3 separate regions of the Homo sapiens genome follow, and all the other regions are linked to region 1. Evidence: chromatin contacts called from ENCODE Hi-C data. All regions are on one chromosome and are shown on one strand. The core of a region is the stretch at or near the end of the contact, and the rest is flanking DNA. Distances in the headings are between cores, read along the strand shown. Region 1 holds the start of SP8 (Sp8 transcription factor). Region 2 holds the start of PRR15 (proline rich 15). Region 3 holds the start of HOTAIRM1 (HOXA transcript antisense RNA, myeloid-specific 1).

Evidence for each region. Hi-C counts contacts between places; a loop is a spot of excess contacts on that map. Pooled maps may share reads with other maps.
Region 2: a loop to region 1 is called in a map with no recorded cell type, with 10 times the contacts of the local background. The contact joins the promoter of PRR15 here to the promoter of SP8 in region 1. A Hi-C loop is called at or near these places in 2 of 37 single-sample maps with no recorded cell type and 2 of 50 pooled maps.
Region 3: a loop to region 1 is called in a pooled map, with 12 times the contacts of the local background. The contact joins the promoter of HOTAIRM1 here to the promoter of SP8 in region 1. A Hi-C loop is called at or near these places in 7 of 50 pooled maps.

The regions. Positions count from the first base shown.
Region 1 is chr7:20,785,160-20,788,448 of GRCh38, reverse strand. It overlaps SP8 (Sp8 transcription factor), which reads left to right and starts at 1,563. Exons shown (of 2, transcript NM_182700.6): 1 at 1,563-1,671; 2 at 2,654-3,289. The coding sequence starts at 1,651.
Region 2 is chr7:29,562,360-29,565,648 of GRCh38, reverse strand. It overlaps PRR15 (proline rich 15), which reads right to left and starts at 1,814. Exons shown (of 2, transcript NM_175887.3): 1 at 1,272-1,814. PRR15-DT (PRR15 divergent transcript) reads left to right here and starts at 1,958. Exons shown (of 2, transcript NR_183550.1): 1 at 1,958-2,261. RefSeq lists an enhancer at 1-191.
Region 3 is chr7:27,094,496-27,097,784 of GRCh38, reverse strand. It overlaps HOTAIRM1 (HOXA transcript antisense RNA, myeloid-specific 1), which reads right to left and starts at 1,691. Exons shown (of 2, transcript NR_038367.1): 1 at 1,397-1,691. It overlaps HOXA1 (homeobox A1), which reads left to right and starts at 1,785. Exons shown (of 2, transcript NM_005522.5): 1 at 1,785-2,524; 2 at 2,990-3,289. The coding sequence starts at 1,873. RefSeq lists enhancers at 823-1,395, 1,521-1,815, 2,697-3,197, 3,198-3,289 and a silencer at 1,299-1,468.

The DNA of each region.
Region 1 (3,289 bases), core at 314-2,813:
AATATGAACTGTTTTTATAACTTATGAATATTCAATAGGGCTACAAAGACTGGACTTTTTGCTACACTGGTGTTGTGCTTTCTGCGGTTTAAGTTCCCTTGTGGTGGCAGTGAAATTGTAATGGCATTTCTGAAGGCAACTAATAACACAAATGGCAAGCAAATGACTAAACCCCACCGAATTTGAACTAAGTGTATCTATTAACATGCACACACACTCATAGACAGATCTCTGGCCCAATCGCCATTAGACACTGACGCCTGGATAAATGTCCAAGATTTGTCAAAAGCTCCTCTCTATTCTTAGATAAATAGAACCCATATATTTCGATCAAAGTCCTGATTCTTTTCTCAGAAAGAGGCAGTGAGGTTTTCTGTGAAAATTTCTAAATTCCGTAAAACGCTCTTCAATTTCTTACCCAAAGAAAAAACGACCCTCGCTTACTCTCTTCTCTATCTAATCCTTTTGTATTGAAATTTACTCAACACCACGGGACACACACACCTCCTCCCCTAGAGTGAGACGTGCACTTCTAAAGCAGAATTCCACCTCAGGGAAAAAAAAAAAAAAAAAAAAAAAAAAAGCCACGGCATCAAAGAAACAACTCATGGGCGCGCAGGCGCGCATCCACGTCCCAACGCATCCCTAAAAATAACCCTTAGCCTCTCAACCTTTCTACTATTTCGTTGGAGAGCCGGGAAAGAAAAGGTGGGTTTAAAGATCTTCTTCAAAAATGTAGTGACGCTGTTTACCAAGTTAAGAAAAAAAAATCACTCAAGATTTTAGGTACAAGGAGCCAAAGGAAGTTGGCGACAGGGGCAGCGTTTGTGAATATTTATTCACTCAGCCTCCATCAACTTAGTCGGTTTCTCTCTTCAGCTCGACAGTCTCTCTCTTACAAACACACACTTTATTGCATTGTTCCCATTCCCCACTACCAGCTTTGGTGCGCGCACACAACACAAGCGCCCACACACACCCTTCCCTCTTCTCTGTCGCACAAATACACATGTTCACAGCCCTCCTTCTCCCCCAACACCAAACACACTCACCCCCCACCCAGTTGAGTCCCTCTTCCCTCCCTAGGTTTGTCAGTTACACTACCGTACACTCACACCCTTCCCAACACTTAACTGCTCTGTCCCTCTACCCCGCTTTGTCGCACACGCAGTTATCTTATCACACAACCCTCCCTTTTCTGCACTCTCTCCACTCCCCGCCTTTACCACACTGTCACTGTTACGGTGTCACACCCCCATCCCCCCTCCCTCCAGTCTCCGCACTGTCCTCTCCTACGCCTGGTCACACTCGCACACAGTTACATTGTTACACACACACTCATACACGCGAGCGCGCGCTTTGCGCTTTGTAACACACGCAGCCGCCCCCGCCCCCTCCGCTCCCACTCCCCCTTCCACCACGGCGGCAGGCGGCGGCGCCGATGACCTCACGGCGCGCGCGCCGCGCGGCCCGGCGAGGCCGCAGATTGGCTGGCCGCGCCTCCGCGGCACTTCAAAGCCGGAGAGGGAGCTACAATTGTGGTGGAATGGGCGGAACTGATCATTGTATTGCACACCTCTAAAAAAAACACTGCCTCTGATTTATCAATATAAAAAAGATCCTCTGAGAGGAGGAGGGCACTTTTGTGTGATGGCAACTTCACTTCTAGGGGTGAGTCTCAGGATTTTCTCTTGCTGGTTTAATTAGTTTCCTTTTATTGCCGATTGGAGGGGGTTAAAGTCGCCCCGGCCAGGCCACGGGCTATCAGTCTCTCTATTGAGAGCTTTTTTTTTTTTTCTTTAAATACAAGTGAGTTTGGAGAAAAGAAAAAGGGGGAGAAGGGGGCAGAGTCACTTTTTTTCAGCGCAGGAAAAGGTTCGAAGGGCATTTAGACAAGCCACCGCGCAGCGCCTCGCTGCTCCCTGCCCGGGAGACCTGCGTCCAGCCCATTTTACAGGCACCGATTTCGGGGGTAAAGAGAGCAAGTTTTTCCTTCTGGGCAAAGTGCAGATTCTTCCCCTAACCCTTAAAAAAAAATTCTGCAGCCCGCCTTGTCTCGCAGGTACGTTGAACTCGTCTCGTTTTTACTACTGTAGATATGCTTTTAAAAAAAGAAAGAAAGAAAAGCAGGAAGAAAGAGTGAGCCCTACAGTTTGATTTCTTTTGGCCTGGGAGAAACAACCCAGGATGGGTTTCTGGGGACCCGAACAGGTTTTTCAAAGCTCTCCGGATTACAGGGAAGCGCTCTTAAAAGCAATCCAATGGTTTTCCCCCAGGCTTCTCGGCAAAGAAAACTTCCTTCCTCTCCAATCTGGACTTTTTGCTTGTTTGTTACGAAGTGTCTGGGGCTTTGTGTGCAAGAGAGTGTTGTTTTAGGTGAGAATACTTGTCAAACTCTTCTTTAGCGTGGTGCTTGCTCCCGAATCAGACGCCGGCAGCCAAACTTGTCCCCTCCTGTAGAGTAGGAAGCGGCCGGGCGCCGGGGCTGTTGGGGGTGCCAGGTGAGTTGGTGGCGGCGCGCCGCAGCGAGAGATGGGGTGCAGTGGGGCGCTTTGGAGGCTACCGAAGGACTGATGCACATTTCTTCCTTTCCTCCCCCACCGGCCCTTTGCCCACCTCCCCTCCCCCACTCCTTCTCCTCTCCTCCTCGCAGGAAGAACCGAGGTTGGGATCGACTCCTCTGGCCATGCTTGCCGCTACCTGTAATAAGATAGGCAGCCCCAGCCCGTCTCCCTCCTCCCTCTCGGACAGCTCTTCTTCCTTCGGCAAAGGCTTCCACCCCTGGAAACGCTCCTCGTCCTCTTCTTCCGCCAGCTGCAACGTAGTGGGTTCCAGTCTCTCAAGCTTCGGCGTGTCCGGGGCCTCCAGGAACGGCGGCTCGTCCTCGGCGGCTGCGGCGGCCGCGGCAGCAGCCGCGGCTGCCGCGGCCCTGGTGTCCGACTCGTTCAGCTGCGGCGGCTCGCCTGGCTCCAGCGCCTTCTCCCTCACCTCCAGCAGCGCCGCAGCCGCCGCCGCCGCCGCCGCAGCCGCCGCCTCCAGCTCGCCCTTCGCCAACGACTACTCTGTTTTCCAGGCCCCCGGAGTTTCCGGGGGCAGCGGCGGCGGCGGCGGGGGCGGCGGCGGCGGCTCCTCCGCGCACTCGCAGGACGGCTCCCACCAGCCGGTGTTCATCTCCAAGGTGCACACCTCTGTGGACGGGCTGCAGGGCATCTACCCGCGGGTGGGCATGGCGCACCCGTACGAGTCGTGGTTTAAGCCCTCGCACCCGGGCCTGGGTGCTGCGGGCGAG
Region 2 (3,289 bases), core at 565-3,064, 8.8 Mb before region 1:
ATCGACTTTCGTCCCAGGAGCCTTTTCGATGAGATACTTAGGAGAATTTATATCCCAGTAGGAGAGAAGGACAAGCTTATGATATTTGTTTTGGTTCTTTTAAATTCTACTTTTGACCACTTCTGCCTTGTGACTTTCAAAGAAGCATGTCTAGACTTAACTTCCCTTGAAAACCGCCATCCTAATTCTTCCTTTTACTCCCCAGAGCCCAATCTTGCGTCTGTTTGAAGTCACCCCCGGCTGACGGTTGAGATGAAGCCAAGTATCAAATGGCCTCTTCCCTTAGTTTTGTATTAAAATATGCACCGAGTCTGTACGACGCAACTCAACTCTGGAGAATTTCAGTTACAAAGTAAAGGCTTCTCTTCTTTTCCTTGTGCAATTCCCTCCTCCCAAGGAGAAAGAACGCAACAAGGAACTCCGAAACAATGTGCTTCTTCCCCAAGCTTCTAAGACCCCCCCTCTGCAGAGCGAAAGGCCGCTTCTGAGCACTTAGGTGCGGGTACAGCAAGCGAGACTCCCAGCCCACTTTCTGTGCGGGGTCTCTTGGGCGCTGCCACCAGCAACGGCAGGATTCGCCTGCGCCGCGGCTCACTTCCAGGTTTCCGCTCGGCTCCTTCCCAGCCCACGCGCCGGGCGCTCCTGGGATTGGCGATCGCGCTGGAGAGGGAAACTTCGGCGGTGTTTGTTGTAGGAGGTTCTCCTCCCGGAACCGCCAGGGAGAGGAAGTCTGATCGCCTACGGGAGGCGGCGGGGCGGCCTCGGCTGCGCCCCGAAACCGCAACACCGGCTCCTCCCCAGGATGCCCTGAGGACACACTCGGGCAGCGACTTGAAAACAATACAAGAAAAAACGGCCAAAAGTTCTTTCGGTACAAAAGGCACCCACGCCCTCAGGCACAATTAGCAACTGCGTCTGCAAACATCCCATTCCCTCCTACTTTGCAGATCGGAAAAGCAACCCGTACCCCCAAGTCATTTACTAACAGTGGTGGTAAGGTGTCCTGATGCTGCTTCCTCTCCTCTAACCTACATTTTCTTCTTCACAATCATCAACTTTGTGAGCACGGAAGGGCTTTGTACGAATTGCGCAAGGAAAAGATGGCAAATTACTCAAAAGTACAGAAAACGGAGTCCTGGAGCGTCCGTGGTTTTCAGCCTCTCTTAGGGCTCCGGGAGGCGGGTACCTGGGAGGTACCAGGCAGCACCCCAGGGTGACCCCCGGGGCCAGGCTCTGTCTCGGCGGACGCCGAACCACCCCCAGTCGCTCACCTGCTCGGGCTTAACAGGACCCGGAGGCCTCGCGCGGTGAACGCGGCCGAGAGCACGAAGGGGGCGCGCTCGGGTCAACCTGGAAGCCGGGGCTCGAGTCCCTGGGCGCGGACTTGGAGAGATCAGGCTTCTGGAAAGTGTACAGGTCGGAATTCCCGCAGCCCAGCTAAATCAAGTGCTGCTGCTGGTCTCCTCTGGCACCTCCAATTGCTGCGCGCTGCGGCGGAAGCCCGGGGCTCGCAGCGCAGTCTGTTCTGGTCGGAGGGGGCGGCGGCGAGGGGCCGCCAGACTCGCTGCCCGGGTGGAAGGTCCAGGGCGGCTTTCCGGGCTAGTAGTGTTTCATTCGCCGGCGCGTCCCTCTTCCCTGCTAGCACCGCCCGGGAGCCGGCTGAGAGATGGGACCCTGGCTGTTCACTCCGGCGCATCGAACTTGCCTACGCGTCCGTAGGAACGCAAAAAAGACATCTGCCCACCTGCTGGTTATTTGCCAAGTGATTCGGGAAACCAGAACCCTGGGGCAGCTGGGGGAGAAAAGAAAATAACCCAGGAGGCGGTCACCGCTGCCACAGGTGCAGGTAGGAACTTCGCGTTCCCACCCTCCAGGGGAGGAGATTGGATCAGGCGCCAGCCTTGAGGTGTCTGATTGGAGAAAAGCTGTGCAGTGCCGCTCCCCCGACCGACTCCTTGAGAAGAAACGGCGGAGACCTGAGACCCGGAGGCTGAGGCTGTAGGTGGGCTCCGCTGGGTAAAAGTTGCCGCAGCAGCTGTCCCTTGGCCCCATCGCGATTTATTTTTCCCCCTTGCTTTCCGGGTCCCGGGATCCCAAGTTTGTAACTAACGGGAGCGAATCCACACCCGAGCAAAATGTTTGCGAGTTTCAGGCGCCCTTAGTTGAAAGGCTGTAATTAACAAGTCCGCTGTTTGCCAGCCAGGCGCCGTTGCAGGCGCTTTCTGTGGATTGTCATTTATTTCTCACAGCAACCCTAGGAGGTAGGTATTGTTATTATTATTATTCTCACTCGACAGGCGAGGAAACCCTAGCACGGGAAAATGGTTGCTCAGGTTTGCCTGTCTGGTACGTGGCAGAGCAGGGTTGGAACCCAGGGGGCCTGACTCTAGCTTCTACGGTCTTAACCACCACAACCTGCCAGTCTGAGACTCTTAACACGACTCAGTGAGGATGTGAATTTCCTTCTTTCAGGCCTGGAAGTCCATGGACAGCCACCCAACGAGGGCAGTGTAAATCCAGCCCTGAGCCACTGCAGGAAGTGAACCGGGGATTGCACTCCTGGTCACATAAGAGTACTTTTTTTTTTTTTTTTTTTTTGAGACGGAGTCTCGCTCAGTCGCCGAGGCTGGACTGCAGTGGCGCGATCTCGGCTCACGGCAAGCTCCGCCTCCCGGGTTCACGCCATTCTCCTGCCTCAGCCTCCCGAGTAGCTGGGACTACAGGCGCCCGCCACTGCGCCCGGCTAATTTTTTGTATTTTCAGTAGAGACGGGGTTCCCCGTGTTAGCCAGGATAGTCTCGATCTCCTGACCTCGTGATACGCCCGTCTCGGCCTCCCTCCCAAAGTGCTGGGATTACAGGCGTGAGCCACAGCGCCCGGCCAAGAGTACTTTTTATTCATTTGACATAAAGATATTGGCACAGGGCATTTTCACTAATGAAGGCAGAGGTGCAGCTTGCTTCATCTTCCAGGATGCTCTTGTTTCAAAAAACGATTTTGATGTTCCTTGAGCTCATATGCAAGCATAACTCCCCTGAAGGACTGGGTGTGGAGCAACTGAGCATCTCTGTTGTGAAAACTGTTTGCAGTATAAAAGCAGTGAAAGACAGCCGGGCAAGATGGCTCAAGCCTGTAACCCTAGCGCTTTGGAGGCCGAGGCGGGTGGATCACATGAGACCAGGAGTTTGAGACCAGCCTGGCCAACATGACAAAACCTTGTCTCTACTTAAAAATAATAATAAAAAACAAGGTGGGTGTAGTGGTGCACGCCTGTATTCCCAGCTATTGG
Region 3 (3,289 bases), core at 442-2,941, 6.3 Mb before region 1:
GAAAGGGTGACTAACATATTTGAAATGTACCTTCCTTGAAAAAAAAAAAACCTTCCTTGTTCTAACGGGAGGAAAGGCTGAAGAGGAGTGGAAACCCCAAACCCACATACATTCATTCACTATAAATTTCATCTGATTCCAACATTGTACACATGGTTGGAGTAAAATTTATACAGCATTGCTTATAATTTATACAGCAAAGCTTCCTGGACAAGCTCTCGATTTCTCCTACCCAAGACTGCATCAATTCTTGGTCTCCGTTTGGCTTTTTCTCTCTACAAGCCCAGGGTTGACGTGAAACCTAATAGTAAACAACAATTTAACGACCTCAGCAGCCTCAGGGAAGTAGGGTGATGAGGAACAGGACCCCTGGCCTGGGATGAGGCTCAGATTTGCATGTGTCTCTCTAGGGAAGGACTTGAAGGTTCTCATAAGCAACTACACAGCCAGTTGGAAAGGGGAGGAGGTGTCGTTGGGGTAAAGTGTCCCGTCCACCATCAGCCATTTGTCCACCGCCCCTCCCACCTGCCAGCCCCCACACCCACTCTAGACGTGCAGCAGAATGAGGAAGGTTATAAAAGGAAGCTCTCTCTCTCTTCTAACATTCCCCTCCAGAAAAAGAGGAACGCAACGAAGGGAGTTCAGCTACTATGTTGGAGCTGTGGACCGGCCCTGTGAGGCCCACGCGGGAGCGCGGAGGCTCCTGGGTCTCAGGGCGCCGGCAGATGGCCTGCAGCGCACCGCCCGGCCCCCGCGCTGGCCACGTCCGCCAGCGTCATCTCTCTCCCCCGCCTCCTACCCCTAAAAATCCGGCGGTCGAGTAGCTCCGCATCCCGGAGGGCTCCCGGTGCAAAACTGAGTGGGAAAGAGAAAGGGGCGGAGAGCGACGAGAGAGGGAAGGTGGGGAAGAAGAGCCCGGCCGCCCCCGGCCTTTTCCGGCGAGCTCTGAGTTTCCAGGGCTCATCCGCCCCTCCAAGTCGAATTACAGAAACTCCTCATTGCCATGCTAATGACGAGAGGGGCTGTGGGGAGAGGGTTTCGAAGACCCTCCTGGAAGAAGGGAAGTTTCTTTTCTTGCCCTCGTCTCCTTCACGCCCACCCGAGTTCCTCCCAGCCAGCCCTCTGCGCTCTTCCCCCTCCATTCCGAGCTTGAAGAGCCGGTGGCCCAGCCTCGCCCTCCACCACGGTTCTATGCGCTCCTCACAGCCCCACGGTCTCCCAGCCCAGCCTCAGAACAGAGGAGGTGGCCTGGGAACCCGGGGCGCGGTGTCAGCCGGATTCCCCGCCTTCCGGCTGGGCGCGCTGCGGGCTGGGCCGGCGTACTTGCGGCCACCCGGCGAGCTCTGGCCCACTGATTCCCGCCCCGAGAGAGCCGGGAGCCCTCTTCCCTTCTCACCTCTCGCCAGTTCATCTTTCATTGAACGGTGGGGAGGGGGCGGGAGCGGGGGACGCCTCCCAGCCCCCACCTCCCGGAGGCCTGGCGGGGCGGGCAGCGGAGTCGGGCGCGCGCAGAACGCAGCTTTTGCTCTTCTTCGCTCCAGCACTCCAAATCGGCCTTTGCAGTCGCCGCAGCAGCTGCCGCCGCCTAGGCTGCCTGGGGGGGCGACTGCGCGTCACCTAGACGGCGGAGCGCCGGGGATTTAAATGCCACTAAAACGGTGATCCATCACTGCGGAAGCCGGCAAACTTTTGCAGGAGGCTCAGCCATTGGCTGACACCGTCACGTGCCCCTCCTCCAGCGTCCTCCGCCCTCCCGCCCCCCCTCTTGCGCACTGTACATTCATATCATTTTTCTTCTCCGGCCCCATGGAGGAAGTGAGAAAGTTGGCACAGTCACGCCGGGCTTCGCAGGACCAGGTCACTCAGTGACAGATGGACAATGCAAGAATGAACTCCTTCCTGGAATACCCCATACTTAGCAGTGGCGACTCGGGGACCTGCTCAGCCCGAGCCTACCCCTCGGACCATAGGATTACAACTTTCCAGTCGTGCGCGGTCAGCGCCAACAGTTGCGGCGGCGACGACCGCTTCCTAGTGGGCAGGGGGGTGCAGATCGGTTCGCCCCACCACCACCACCACCACCACCATCGCCACCCCCAGCCGGCTACCTACCAGACTTCCGGGAACCTGGGGGTGTCCTACTCCCACTCAAGTTGTGGTCCAAGCTATGGCTCACAGAACTTCAGTGCGCCTTACAGCCCCTACGCGTTAAATCAGGAAGCAGACGTAAGTGGTGGGTACCCCCAGTGCGCTCCCGCTGTTTACTCTGGAAATCTCTCATCTCCCATGGTCCAGCATCACCACCACCACCAGGGTTATGCTGGGGGCGCGGTGGGCTCGCCTCAATACATTCACCACTCATATGGACAGGAGCACCAGAGCCTGGCCCTGGCTACGTATAATAACTCCTTGTCCCCTCTCCACGCCAGCCACCAAGAAGCCTGTCGCTCCCCCGCATCGGAGACATCTTCTCCAGCGCAGACTTTTGACTGGATGAAAGTCAAAAGAAACCCTCCCAAAACAGGTCAGTCCTGCTGGTTGGTGGATGCTCCTTGATTATTCTGGAAGGAGCTGGTATGCTTAATTTCCAAGGAAATTAATAATGATCTTTTTTTTAAAAGGCTTTTGTATCAGACTAGTGTTGTAGTGCATGGAGAGGGTGCCCAGAGGTGTTGGGGCAAAGAAGTCTCAGGGATTGGTGTGTTTTCAAGGATTTTATACATTTGGGAAATAGGAAGTATGTGGGGGTGGTTATTGTGACGGTAGTGTTCTGTTAATATCTTGAGGCTCCATTAATCACCGGTCTGACCATGCTAATGGTTTACATCAGGTTAACACTTTACACCTCATCACTCACCCTCCACAGCCCGATTTGTGCTGAGTTCTTGATCTTTTCTTTACCTGAGTGTTGCCATGAAGCGTGTGGGGAATCTCAAGTCGATTTAAAAATTTTTACATTTCCGTCTCATGGCTTCCCACTTTGCCCCAGGGAAAGTTGGAGAGTACGGCTACCTGGGTCAACCCAACGCGGTGCGCACCAACTTCACTACCAAGCAGCTCACGGAACTGGAGAAGGAGTTCCACTTCAACAAGTACCTGACGCGCGCCCGCAGGGTGGAGATCGCTGCATCCCTGCAGCTCAACGAGACCCAAGTGAAGATCTGGTTCCAGAACCGCCGAATGAAGCAAAAGAAACGTGAGAAGGAGGGTCTCTTGCCCATCTCTCCGGCCACCCCGCCAGGAAACGACGAGAAGGCCGAGGAATCCTCAGAGAAGTCCAGCTCTTCGC